2 separate regions of the Homo sapiens genome follow, and region 1 is linked to region 2. The links are chromatin contacts, found by Hi-C or POLR2A ChIA-PET in ENCODE. All regions are on one chromosome and are shown on one strand. The core of a region is the stretch at or near the end of the contact, and the rest is flanking DNA. Distances in the headings are between cores, read along the strand shown. Region 1 overlaps LINC03009 (long intergenic non-protein coding RNA 3009). Region 2 holds the start of LINC03009 (long intergenic non-protein coding RNA 3009).

Region 1 (6,823 bases), core at 208-2,707, 43 kb before region 2:
GTCTTGAGCAGTTCTTTATAGCAGCATGAGAATGGACTAATACAGTAAATTGGTACTGGTAGAGTGGGGTGCTGCTATAAGGATACCCGAAAATGTGGAAGTGACTTTGGAAATGGGTAACCGGCAGAGGTTGGAACACTGTGGAGGGCTTGGAAGAAAACAGGAAAATGTGGGAAAGTGTGGAGTTTCCTAGAGACTTGCTGAATGGCTTTGACCAAAATGCTGATAGTGATAGGGACAATAAAGTTCAGGCTGAGGTGGTCTCAGATAGAGATGAGGAACTTGTTGGGAACTGGAGCAAAGGTGACTCTTGTCATGATTTAATAAAGAGACTGGTGGCATTTTGCCCCTTCCCCAGAGATCTTTGGAACTTTGAACTTGAGAGAGATGACTTAAGGTATCTAGCAGAAGAAATTTCTAAGTGGCAAAATGTTCAAGAGGGAGCAGGGCATAAAAGTTTGGAAAATTTGCAGCCCAATAACTAAATAGGAAAGAAAAACCATTTTCTGGGGAGAAATTCAAGCTGGTTGCAGAAATTTACACAAGTAATGAGGAGAGAAATATTAATCACCAAGATAATGTGGAAAATATCTCCAGGGCATGTCAGAGACCTTTGTGGCAGCCCCTCCCATGACAGATCCAGAAGTCTAGGAGGAAAAAAATGGCTTTACGGGCCCAGGGTCCCCCCGCTGTGTGCAGCCTAGCAACTTGGTGCCCTGCATTCCAGCTGCTGCAGCCATGGCTAAAAGGGGCCAAGGTATAGCTTGGGCCATGGCTTTAGAGGGTGCAAGCCCCAAGCTTTGGCAGCTTCTACTTGTTGTTGAGCCTTCTGGTACACAGAAGTCAAGAATTGAGATTTGGACCCCAAGACTATGGGAGCCCACCTCTTGCATCAGCATGACCTGAATGTGAGGCATGAAATCAAAGGAGATTATTTTGGGTCTTTAAGATTTAATAACTGCCTTGTTGGATTTCAGACTTGCATGAGACCTGTAGCCCCTTTGTTTTGGCCACTTTTTCCCATTTGGAACAGGTGTATTTACCCAATGGCTGAACCTCCACTGTATCTAGGAAGTAACTAACTTGCTTTTGATTTTGCAGGCTTTTAGGTGGAAAAGACTTGCCCTTGTCTCAGATGAGACTTTGGACTTCAACTTTCAGGTTAATGCTGGAATGAGCTAAGACTTTTGGAGACTGTTGGAAAGGCATGAAATGTGAGGACATGAGATTTGGGTGTGGTGGAATGATATGGATTGGCTGGGTTCCCACCCAAACCTCATCTTGAATTATAGTTCCCATAATCCCATGTCTGGTGGGAGGGACCTGGTGGGAGGCAACTGAATCATGGGGGAAGTTTTCCCCATGCTGTTCCCGTGACAGTGGTAAGTTCTCATAACATCTGATGGTTTTATAAGGAGCTTCCCCCTTCACTCAGTTCTCATTCTACTTCCTGCTACCGTGTGAAGAAGGACATGTTTACTTCTCCTTCAACCATAATTATAACTTTCCTGAGACCTTGCCAGCCCTGTGGAACTCTGAGGCAATTAAACCTCTTTGCATTATAATATACCCAGTCATAGGCAGTTCTCTGTAGCAGTGTAAGAACAAACTAATACAATAATTGTGATTTTATTATGAAGTTTTTGTAGTGTGTTTTTTCAGTTCTATCAGATCCATTTGGTTCTTCCTTATAATGGCCATTTCATCTTTCAGCTCCTGTATTGTTTTGCTGCAATCCTTAGATTCCTTGGATTAGAATAAAATTTTGACTTTCTCCTGAATCTTGATGCTTTTCATTTCTATCCATATCTGAATTCTATGTCTGTCATTTCAGTACTTTCAGTCTGGTTAAGAACCTTTGCTATGGAACCAGCACAATCAATTGGAGGAAAGGAGAAACTCTGGCTTTTTGAATTGCCAGAGTTCTTCTACGGGTCAGGTCCTTTCTCATTTGTGTAGGCTGATATTCCTTTAACTGTGGTATAATTTGAATATCGTCAGTTGACTTCTTTTCTGGATGTTTTCAGAAGGCCAAGACCTTTGTGCAGGGTCTTTATTTGTAGCTGAATTCTAATTTTTGTCCTTGGTTTCACAGGTGGGTATATTAGCAAAATGTTTTTGGTGATGAAGTTTGGGCTATGACTCAGTAGATGGTGCTGAAGCATAATGGCCAGTAGGTAGGCTCTTGCTCAGCCATGTGGAACCTCTGTACTTCCTCCCAATTGTATCTGTGCTCCCTCTTAGTGATCTGAAAGTGTCAGCTCCTCCAGAATGCTGGCTGTAGATCTTAGCTTGGCATGCCCAGGATCCACACTGCAGCCCTGGGGTAAGCTCAGGCTTTATGTTCCCTCCCCAGCTTGGAGGAAGCAAGAGATGGGACCTTGGCAATGGTTGTGGCAGCAGGACTTTCACTTGTTTCTTGGGGCTCCACTGCAGAGATATGCAGAGCCACTACCAGTTGGTACAATCAGCCCTGGGTGGGGCAGCTGTGTTGTGGATTCAAGCCAGGAGTCCCTGCCCAATGACAAGCAGCGGGGACCAGGGGACCTGGGGAGACAGACTGGCCTCTTCTCTTTAGGGCAGCCATGGTTTATTGGAGGTGTGGTTAAAGCACTCATGGTCTTTGTTCCTTTCCCAGTCTGAAGGCAGCAAAGGAAGTACCACTGCAGTTACAGTGGCAGAGGAGTTTTCAGTTGCCTCTTGGAGCTTCACCTCAAAGAAATACAAGGATCCTGCTAACGGGAATGTTCAGCTGGGTGTGGCTGAATATTCATCCAGGGACCCTGCTTGGTGAAAAGCTGGGGGTCAAGGCTCACAGGAAGGGGTGACTATACTCCTATCTGTATGGTGACTGTGGCATGCTGGAAATGTGAGTAAAGCCCTCAAACTCTTTGCTCCTTTCCCAGTCCTGGGGCAGCAAGGGCAGAACCACTGCAGGAGCCATAGCGGAGAAGCTGTTGGTTTCTTCTGAGAGCTCCATCCCTGGGAAACCCAGAGCAACTACCAGTAAGAATGCTTAGCCTGGGGTGGGGCAGCTGTTCTGTGGTCCCGAGCCAGGGGCCCTGCCTGGTGAAGAGTTGGGGGTGAGGACTCACAGGGAAGAAAGACTGAGCTCCTTTTCATAGGGTGGCTGTGGCATGCTGGAGGTGCCGGCATATCAACCAGGCCCTTTGTTCCTTCCCCAGCCTGAAGGCAGTAAGGGCAGTACTACTGCAGCTGCAATGACAGAGGGGCTGTGGATGTCTCTGTGATTTTTTTCTTCAGAGAAACGCAGAGCTGCCACTGACTGAAGTATTCAGGTGCGGGCAGTGTAGTTATGCTGCAGGCACACCTCAAAAAGCCCCCTGCCCAGTGAGGAGTAGCAGGGCCAGGGACCCATGCAGAAAACCATCTGACTGTTTGTTGGTAAGGCAGCTGTGCTGTGCTGGGGGCCCATGATAGTCCCTAATCCCTGCACTACCCTCCCAATCCTGAGAGCAGCAGGAATGAGGACTGTGGAGCTGCAAAATTTGCAGGCCTGCCTGTTACCCCTGGGAGCTCTGTTCCAAGAAAACGCAGAGCTGCAACAGGCCGAAAGCCCAGGTTGGGTGTTTCTGAGATCCTAGGTCAGGAGGCCTTGCCCTGTGAGGAGTAGCAGGGGTGGGGACCCTCATGGAAAACAGTGTGGCCACTTTTCTGTAAGGCAGCTCTGCTATGCTGGGGGTCTTCATTAGTCCACAGTCAAGGTGGTCTCTCCCATGGGTGGAGGGGTCCTAGGGTATTTCCTGTGCCCAGGATTGCAAAGGGGTCCATGGCAGAAGTGTGGTCCCCAGGGACCCTCACTCACTGACCATTTTCCCGAAGTGGGGGCCTCCCCTGGCTCTGTACCACTCCGGGTGGGCAATTGTCATATCTCACGCTTCTCCATTCTCTGTGGGTTGTGTTGTTTTCTTCATGAATTCCGAAGTTTACTCTTGGATGATCTAGTTGAAGAGCTAGTGTTTACTGATCACACTGTCTTCTCTCCTTGAAATTGGTGCATATTAGCTGCTTCTAGTCAGCCCTCTTGCCCAGAATCCCCAAAAAGAAAATTGTTAGTTCAGGGATTGTAGCTTTTTTTTTGTTTTAACATGAGATATGTGATTATAATAAACTTCAAGTATTCAGGACCATTTTATGGATAAAAGGAGAATCTAACTTTTAAAAGTTGGGAAAATGATTTAATATTGGAAACTCAAGAGTTACAAATTCTTACAGTTATTTCAAAACTAAAGGTTTCTTTAGAGCTCCAAATTTAGAGCTATAAATCCTATATCCGTAATCAAATCCAGTACTGATAACAATGAACAATTGCTGAAGAGTAATATTCTCTCTCTCTTTACCAATGTAAGCCTTAGCATTGGTACTTTCTTGTATTATCTTTTTGCATGCCATTATGATCAGAAAAAACAAAAAGCTACCCAGAAAGGGCAGCCACATTCTAAATGATAGCTTTTACCTCCCTGAGGAGCTGCTAGTACCTACCTGATTAGAATTCATTTGTAAACAACAGAGGCCTTTTAAATCTAAATTACATTTCCTAATAATTTGTTTCTGTTTATTCAGTTTACATTAAGAAACTCTTCATTCATTGAGCAAATACCTACTGAAACCTATATTATGCCAGGCATTCTGATAAATACTAGGTATGTATCAATAAATAAAAATTACTCCATTTTCAGAAATATTTTGAATAACTCCTATGTATTAAGCAGGAATTTTTTAAATATACTAAAAACAGACAAAAATCCTGATCCTCATAGGGCTGCAGTCTGATGGAGGAAAGGGGAAATCATGCAAACAAATACATATATCTCTAAAATCTCTAAAATAATGTCAATAAAGGATTAGAATTATAAGGAGAAATAAAGCAGAGAGAACTGGAGAAATCCTGGGTGTGATGTTTAAGTCACAGTGGTCAGGACACACAGTGGTTTAAGTCATCTCTGGAAGTGATTTTGGGGACACAGATTTGAATAAAAGAGAGATTGAACTATAGAATATTTATGGGAAGAGAGCCAGGCGCAGTGGTTCACCCCTGTAATCCCAGCACTTTGGGAGGCCTAGACGGGCAGATCACAGGGTCAAGAGATCAAGACCATCCTGGCCAACATGGTAAAACCCTGTCTTTACTAAAGTTACAAAAATTAGCTTGGTTTGGTGGCACATGCCTGTAGTCTCAGCTACTTGGGAGGCTGAGGCAGGAGAATCGCTTGAATCCAGGAGGTGGAGGTTGCAGTGAGCTGAGATCACACCACTACACTCCAGCCTGGGTGGTGACAGAGCAAGACTCCATCAAAAAAAAAAAAAAAAAAAGAATATTTGTGGAAAGAAATTCATGAGAAGGTTGAGAAAACTGTGCCCGGCAGAAAGGAACTATTGCAAAGCCCTTGAGGTAGGAAAGTGCTTGACTTATTCAAACAGAAGCTAGAAAGCTAGTGGAGTGAGCAACAGGAAGAAGGGAAGGAAGTGAGATTGAGGAGGAGGATGCAATGCTAGATTACATAGAACAATATTGTTTAGAGTTTAAAAATATGAACTTTGTTCTATGTGTAATGAGAAGCCAATAAAAGTTTTGAACATGAAAATGACTACTGTGGTTAGTTTGCAGATGATGGAATACAATGTGTAATAATGTAAACAGGAAGACCAATTAGAGAACTATTGCAAGGGCTAAAGTTAAATTAGAAACAAAAAACAATGATGACTGGGCAAGGATATCAGACGATGCTAGATGGTAAATTTAGGATGCTAAATTTCAGATTTACTGGGTTTTAACAAAGTTTAAAGTTATTCAAATTTTTAATGTGAGCAACAGTGAGAAATAGTATTTTCATTTCCTAAGATGAGAAAGAATAGAAGGACATGTTTGATGGGAGGGTCGGCAGGAATCAGAAAAAAGGCTTTGTTTTGGATTTCTTTAGTTAGAAATATAGATTTTGCAGTTGAACATATGAATTTGGAATTCAGGAAACAAATTGGCATCAATAATATAATGTTTGGAAACTTTAATGTTGAGGTGATGTTTAAAGACTTAGGACCCGATAAGATTATTACTGAGGGAGTATGCAAAAGAAGAAGTCTGAAGACTCAGCTAGGATGCTTCAACTTTCAGAAGTTCAGAAGAAGGTATAATAGAATAATCAGTGTTACAGGCTGAATGTTGTCCTCCCAAAATATATGTTGAAATCTGAAGCTTCAGTACCTGTGCATGTGATCTTCTTTAGAAATAAGATCTTTTAAATGTAATCAAATTCAAAGGAGATCATTAGAATAGGGATCCAATATGACTGGTGACCTTATAAGAAGAAGGGATAGAAACACACAGAAGAGAATGTCATGTGAAGACATGGATGCATGAGGTGAGAATGACATGATATTGGAGGCAGAGATTGAAGTGCTGCTGCTACAAGTAGAGGAATGACAAAGATTGCTGGCAAACCACCAGAAGCCAGGAAGAGACAAGAAAGAATTCTTCCTTTATGAGTTTCAGAGGGGAGCATAGTCCTGTCAACATGTTGATTTTGGACTTCAATTCTCCAGAACAGGGAGAAAATAAATTTCTGTTTATTGTAAACTCCCCATTTGTGGCACTTTAAGAAGGCCACCCTAGAAAACCTAAGTCAGCAAGGGAGGAGAGAAATAAGTAACTATGTGGGAATTGACAGTAGTAGATAAAATAAGACGAGGATTGAGAATTGACCTTTGAAGATCACACGTGAACAAAACAGTAGGAGCATCTATGATGACTGCGGATGGAAAGTTGTGGGGTTGCAGATTCGAGAGATAAAGGGATTTTCACTTC
Region 2 (6,922 bases), core at 4,160-6,659:
TGTCTCTACTAAAAATACACACACAAAATAAAATTAACCAGGCGTGGTGGTAGTAGCCTGTAATCCCAGCTACTCAGGAGGCTGAGGCAGGAGAATCGCTTGAACCAGGAAGGCAGAGTTTGCAGTGAGCCGAGATCGCACCACTGCATTCCAGCCTGGTTGACAGAGCAAGACTGCGTCTCAAAAATAAATAAATAAATACATAAATAAATAAAATATTAAAAAGAACAAAAGTGCTCACTTTATTTTTAGAAACATCAAAGTGAGATACTTCAAGTCTAGCTATGAAGATATAGAATATATGTGTATGTATAGAAGTCTCTCTATATTCTGATTATCCCAATATTAACAAGACATAATAAAATCAGTTTATAAAATATTATATCTACTAAAATATCTGTTAATCAATATCACCATGTTTTACCAGTAGAATAAAAAATTATAAAGTACATAACATTGACTCTGAGAAACTGTAATAGCTTAAAGTGCCTTCTGGATCCCCAGAGATTAAATTATATAGAGTATTATTTTACTGTTTAATGTATTTTATTGCATTCTAATTATATAAATGTATGTAAACCACAAAAGCTATGAGTATGAAGAAAATGCATTCTGGTTTCTGGAACAGTCTCAATTTTAAGATTATTTATCTGTTTAGTAAGCTGTGTATTTAAAAATAATAACATTTATTGAGTTCATCCACTGACTGTCAAGTATCTCTGTGTGTCCACAGCATAGGCAATGTTACACAGAGCTGGTGATAGCAGGAGACGGATCTGCAGTGACAAGCAAGGGTAGCTTCATCAAGGCAACACCCATTTCTTGAAACAATGGCTGTCTCCAAACAAAGTCTCCACTGCTCTGTGTTTGCCTCTGAAAACTATCTAGCTGATTATGCAAAAATGCCCTACTCTTTTGCTATGCTAGGTTAAATTAAATTTATTATGTTGTTATGTTTCCATTTTTATTATTTCTGAATACTGATACAGTGTTTTTAGAAGCCAGATTAGAGTTTTTCAAATTAGAGTTTCAAAATGTTCTCCTAACCCGAGGAAATTAATTTTATGAGCGACTTAAGCATCTACACTCTAAAAAGACACCTGCTTTCTCATGGTAAATATATGACTTTAGGATAATTTAAAGAGCCTTTGAAAAGTTAAAAAAGATCAGCAAAATCTACTAATAAAAACAGACAAGATGCTCAGGGGATTCAAAGTAGGTTAAGCTATCAAAATATAAATGCCATTTGAGAGGGATTCTGGCACTAAATTTAGGATTTTAGCATTTTGACACTGATAAATCTTGCTGCAGGGTTCCTAAATCTGATGAGAACACGTGGTAGTGATGCCCAAATGCCTGAATTAAAATATAGTTTGATATTTCAGTTATTAGATTAAAATCAGAAACCTTTAAACACACAGTAATTTATGTAGGATCCTTTTTGTGGGAGACTTCTAAAGCAGAGATTGACTCAGTTTGACTCTGGAAAGCTTCTAAATTGAAGACTTTAAGTGTATATGCCTTGGCCATATGATGCAATTTTATTCCATATCAAATGGAGAAGTCAAAAAGTAGAGTATGATATCATGCTGTTAAGACATAATGAGAAGATTTAAAAATTCTTTTAAATAAACTCTTTAATGGAAATATTCAGAGAGGATAAAAATATTCAGGTGGTATGGTTTGACCTTTAGAGTCACATAAGAAAGATGAGTTAAATTTCAATTTGACTTCCTCTTTTCCTAATTGAATACCCTTTATTTCCTTCTCCTGCCTAATTGCCCTGGCCAGAACTTCCAACACTATGTTGAATAGGAGTGGTGAGAGAGGGCATCCCTGTCTTGTGCCAGTTTTCAAAGGGAATGCTTCCAGTTTTTGCCCATTCAGTATGATATTGGCTGTGGGTTTGTCATAGATAGCTCTTATTATTTTGAAATACGTCCCATCAATACCTAATTTATTGAGGACAAAACGAAAACACTGAGAAGTGAAATGAGAAACAGAAATGAGGAAATCTTCACAAGAGAGTAACTGTCTGTATTGTTTGCTGTGCAACCCGAACAAAAAGACGAACAAATATTTGACGGATGATCACGTCATTCATTCCCCCCATGATCTAGGACTCAACAGTAAAAACAGAATTGTTTACTTGGATCACGATATTTCCGTCCCTGGAAAAATTATATGCACCAAGTTCTCCTTGGGCAGCAGGCCCTCTGCTTACATAAGCACCAAGAATAAGCCATAAGTTACAGTAATTAATGGTTGTTGTTAGGAAAGCTATCCACAATTACACCAACTTGAATGAAGAAATTTTTCCAAGTCCCAGAAAATCTTTTAAATCCACAAGTAACAAAACTGGTTTCTCCTTATAATCAATGCAAACGATGTCATGGATGGTGATATGGTTTCGGTGTGTGTTGCCTCCCAAATCTCATGTTCAATTGTAATCCCCAGTGTTCCCTCTTCCTCCTGCTCTGGTGATGGAAGATGCGCCCGCTTTCCCTTCACCTTTCACCTGACTGTAAGTTTCCTGAGGCCTCCTCAGCCATGCTTCCTATGATAGAGCCTGCAGACGTGAGCCAATTAAACCTCTTTACTTTATAAATTACCCAGTCTTGGTTATTTCTCTATAGCAGTGTGAGAATGGACTAATACAGATGGCACTTTCCTTTTGTGATGACTGCCAAGAATATCAGTCCTAGGTGCGGCTCAATTTCAACAGCCTTAAAATATACTACCCATACATACAAGCTTCACAAATCATTTTTGGTGCTGATCTGCCACACTAACTATATTTTACAGGATAATGTCTATTTCCACATTCCCATTTTAAAGTATGAATCCTGGCTGGGCTTGGTGGCTCATGCCTGTAATCCCAGCACTTTGGGAGGCTGAGGTGGGAAGATCACCTGAGGTCAGGAGTTTGAGACCAGCCTGGCCAACATAGTGAAACCCCATCTCTTCTAAAAATACAAAAAATTAGCTGGGCATGGTGGCGCACGCCTGTAATCCCTGCTACTCAGGAGGCTGAGGCAGGAGAATCACTTGAACCCAGGAGGTGGAGGTTGCAGTGAAGCGAGATCATGCCACTGCACTGCAGCCTGGGCAACAGAGCAAGACTCCATCTCAAAAAAAAGAAAAAAAAAAGTATGAATCCTTACAAACCTCTTAAAATGCATCATAAAATAAAATTGAGGAACATATACACAAGCAGGAAAACTCACCTGCAATGTGTTCATTTTCTGCTGCTCTTGGAAACTTGCAGAGACTGTGGCTGATAGACCTAGAGGGGCAGAAGCAGGTCACTGAAGTCATGAGGGCTCCGGCCTGCAAAGGCAGAAATCACCTGCATAAGAACCGCAAAAGAAAGCTCAATAGGCTAACACCCTGTGAACACTCAACCTGCAAACACTCAGAAGGGTCTAAAAGAGTGATACAGGGTTTCGCCATGTTGGCCAGGCTGGTCTCAAATTCTGGCCTCAAGTGATCCGCCTGCCTGGGCCAACATGGCAAAACCCCGTCTCTACTTAAAAATAACAAAAAAAATTAGCCAGGCATAGTGTCACATGCCTGTAGTCCCAGCTACTCAGGAGGCTGAGGCACGAGAATCCTTTGAACCTGGGAGGTGGAAGTTGCAGTGAGCCGAGACCACGCTGTTGCATTCCAGACTGGGTGAGAGACACTGTCTCAAAAAAAAAAAAAAAAAAAAAGTGATAGGGGAAGCATGCGCCTGTAACTCTAAGATAATCAGGTAGTAATTAGATGAGTTAGACTCTCATGGGTAACACGACTCCTTTTACAAATAGTCTGCCATCATCAAATACAAGGTGCAAAAAGAAAAAAAATTCCCATTATACGGCTCATGTTTTTTGTGGTTTGTTGGTTGAGACAGGGTCTCAATCTGCCACCCAGGCTGGAGTGCAGTGGTGCATTCACGGCTCTCTGCAGCCTCGACCTCCTGGGCTCCATCCATCCTCCCACTTCAGCCTCCTGAGTAGCTGGGACCACAGATGCATCCCAGCATGCCTGGCGACTTTTGTATTTTTTGTAGTCAGGGTGTCCCCATGTTGTCTAGGCTGGTCTCTAACTCCTGGTCTCAAGGGATACTCTTGCCCTAGCCCCGCAAAGTGCTCGGATTACAGGTGTGAGCCACTGCATCCCGCCCGCATTTTCTTATTGTCTCTTTAAACTGCCTAAAATAAAATAGGCCATAGGAATTGAGTAGGTGAGCTCTCAGAAATGAAATGAATGTGTATAAAATATGGTTTTGTTTCTAAATTATCTAACTGAACTTAGTTATTGTGGCACCTAATAATCTTCTATTAAGAAAACTAGGATACGGGAGAAATAACACTGGCCTGGGAGATAAGTCTCCTGGGTTCTACTATGAGCAGCTCTACCCACAAAGCCGGTGACCTGGTCAAGTCACCCACCTGCTAAGGCCCAGTCTCTTCCCCTAGCAACTGAGGCAGCAGGAGAGAATCCCTGCAGACTGTTCCTGCATTACTACGATTCTCCCAGGGCAGATCTAAGGGGGGGATCAGCAGACACTTAAGTGAGAGAATAGAAGTGCTGACGGACATTTAGAGGCGGTCGAAATCTGGAGCACGGAGAGGAGGAGGAAGGACTGTTAGGGGTTAGCGGGGAGTGGAGACGACGTCCGCAGCTGAGGGTGGTGACACCCTCCACGCCTCCCTAAGCCTCGTCCTCCCAGATCTTCCCATGCAGCGCCTGTTCGGTGCAGCCGGACCCTGCCCTCGAACCCAACACATGTCTCTCCAGCAAGCAATCGGGACCCTCCCTCTGCCCCACACTCTAAGGTCCCCAAAACACGGTGACTTCACCCAGGCCCTTCTCGCTCCGGGCCCAAAAACCCAAGACTTACCCTCCTGGGGCTCCGCAGCCTCTGCCCCACGGCTCCTGAGAGGCCGGGGCGGGCTGCTGTCGCTGGCGCACGCGTCTGCTCACGAGGTCCCCTCCTGTCCACCTCACCAAGGCTGTTCTGCTCCCGAGGGGCCCGGGCCGGGCCTATGGGGCAAATCCAGGTGGGTGTCCTTCTCGGGGCCCAGATCCGCCTCCCTGGGGCTCACCGTACAGCGACGGCCGGCGCCAGGCCTCTGAGGACACACACGGGCCAGGCCCAGGTCCCGTCGCCCCTTCGCCTCCGCCATCACCTCCCGCCCGGCCCCTCTGGCCCCAGCGCCGCCGGCTCCGGGGTTCACGCTCGGGGGTCCTGGCTCGAGCCTCTACCCGGCCCGCGCGAACCCTGGGCCGCACAGCTCCCGCCCGCCTAGGTGCTGGCCCGGGCGGTCAGCGTCTAGCCCCGCAGACTCGGTGATTCTCGTCCACTAGAGGCCAAAGCCTGGGAACCAGAGCAAGCGATGACCTGAACAGGCGCAGGAAGCGAGGGCAGTGCGGAGGTGGCGCGCATGTGCGAGCACGCACGCGCGAACACGCACGCAGGGAGAGGTGCACACGCGCAGGAGTGCACCGGAAGTCCGCCTCCCCGGACACCCACCGCGGTCCCAGGACAAGTAACAGACTCTATTTCCCATGAGCCTACGCGCTCCCCAAGTTTAGGGGCTGTCTTAAATGTCTCTACCCCGCCTAAAGGTTAAGAAGCTCCAGGCTATGAGCTTTGGCAGCCCTGAACCCCGGACTGAACTTCACCTTTGTCTTTACTCCCTTTTAGGGTCAAGTCCAGGGCTGCGTTACTGGGTCCTGGAGCCCAAGTCCTCTGGGTTAGAACCGAGTTTGCCATAAGGAGAAGGAAAGGAAAGGGTGTATCATGGTCACTGCTCTGAAATGCTGAGAAGTTTCACTCAAATACTGGGACAGGATAAATGCCCAGCGATGCTTTCCAAGGAACAAAAAGAAAATAGAATTTGTAGCTGGGCGCGGTGGCTCAAGCCTGTAATCCCAGCACTTTGGGAGGCCAAGGCGGGCAGATCGCGAGGTCAAGAGATAGAGATCATCGTGGCCAACATGATGAAACCCTGTCTCTACTAAAAATACAAAAATTAGCTGGGCGTGGTGGCGCGTGCCTGTAATCCCAGCTACTCGGGAGGCTAAGGCAGGAGAAGCACTTGAACCTGGGAGGTGGAGGTTGCAGTGAGCCGAGATCACGCCACTGCACTCCATCCTGGCGACAAAGCGAGACTCCATAGCTTTTCTAGATCACACAGCGAATGCCTAAAAACTGTAGAGAAATAAGGACATACACATACAAACTGAACGAAGAAGAGATACCTGTGATCTTACCTTCCCCAGGAGGATTATGTTTAGGGTTAGGTTATGTTGACCAAAAAGAGTCAAAGTCTGTAAAGAGTTTTATTCTGGGCCTCCTATTTGAGTGACCATGGCTGGTGACACAGCCTCAGGGGGTCCTGAGAACGTGAGCCCAAAGTGGTTGGGTTACAGCTTGGTTTTATGCATCTTAGGGAGACAGTAGTTACAGGCAAAGACATAAATCAATACATGGGAAGTATATGTTGGGTCAGCCAGGAAAGGCTTTCAGGTCACTAGTAGATTGAAAGATTGGCAGTTGGTTCAGAGTTAAGTGTTGGCTGAACAGCTGGAAGACTACATAAAGAAATGGGCCATTGTGGTGGCTCATGCCTGTAATCCCAGCATTTTGGGAGGGTGAGCTGGGAGGATCCCTTGAGGCCAGGAGTTCAAGGACAGCCTGGGCAACACAGCGAGACCCCCACTTCTACAAAAAAAAAATAATTATCCAGGTGTGGTGGTGCATGCCTGTAGACTCAGCTACTCAGGAGGCCGAGATGGAAGGATCGCTTGAGCCTGGGAAGTTGAGGCTACAGTGAGCCATGATGGCACCACTGCATTCCAGCTTGGGCAACAGAGAAGAAAATAAAGAGAGAGAGAGAAAAAGAGAGAGAGGAAGGAAGGAAAAAGAGGG

Evidence for each region. Hi-C counts contacts between places; a loop is a spot of excess contacts on that map. ChIA-PET counts read pairs that join two places held with the same protein, here RNA polymerase II (POLR2A). Pooled maps may share reads with other maps.
Region 1: a loop to region 2 is called in a pooled map, with 4 times the contacts of the local background. The contact joins the enhancer-like site here to the promoter of LINC03009 in region 2. A Hi-C loop is called at or near these places in 10 of 50 pooled maps. POLR2A ChIA-PET finds 5 or more read pairs at or near these places in 2 of 52 experiments (A549 and naive thymus-derived CD8-positive, alpha-beta T cell).

Annotation. Positions count from the first base shown.
Region 1 is chr7:76,587,470-76,594,292 of GRCh38, reverse strand. All of the region lies in intron 2 of LINC03009 (long intergenic non-protein coding RNA 3009), which reads right to left. Among named protein-coding and RNA genes, the nearest start is that of POMZP3, 36 kb to the left of the region's middle. Within about 2 kb of position 1,457, at least 2 of the 41 ENCODE cell types and tissues checked have a DNase peak (open chromatin) inside an H3K27ac peak, as active enhancers do.
Region 2 is chr7:76,547,828-76,554,749 of GRCh38, reverse strand. It overlaps LINC03009 (long intergenic non-protein coding RNA 3009), which reads right to left and starts at 5,409. Exons shown (of 3, transcript NR_029411.1): 1 at 4,889-5,409; 2 at 3,228-3,330.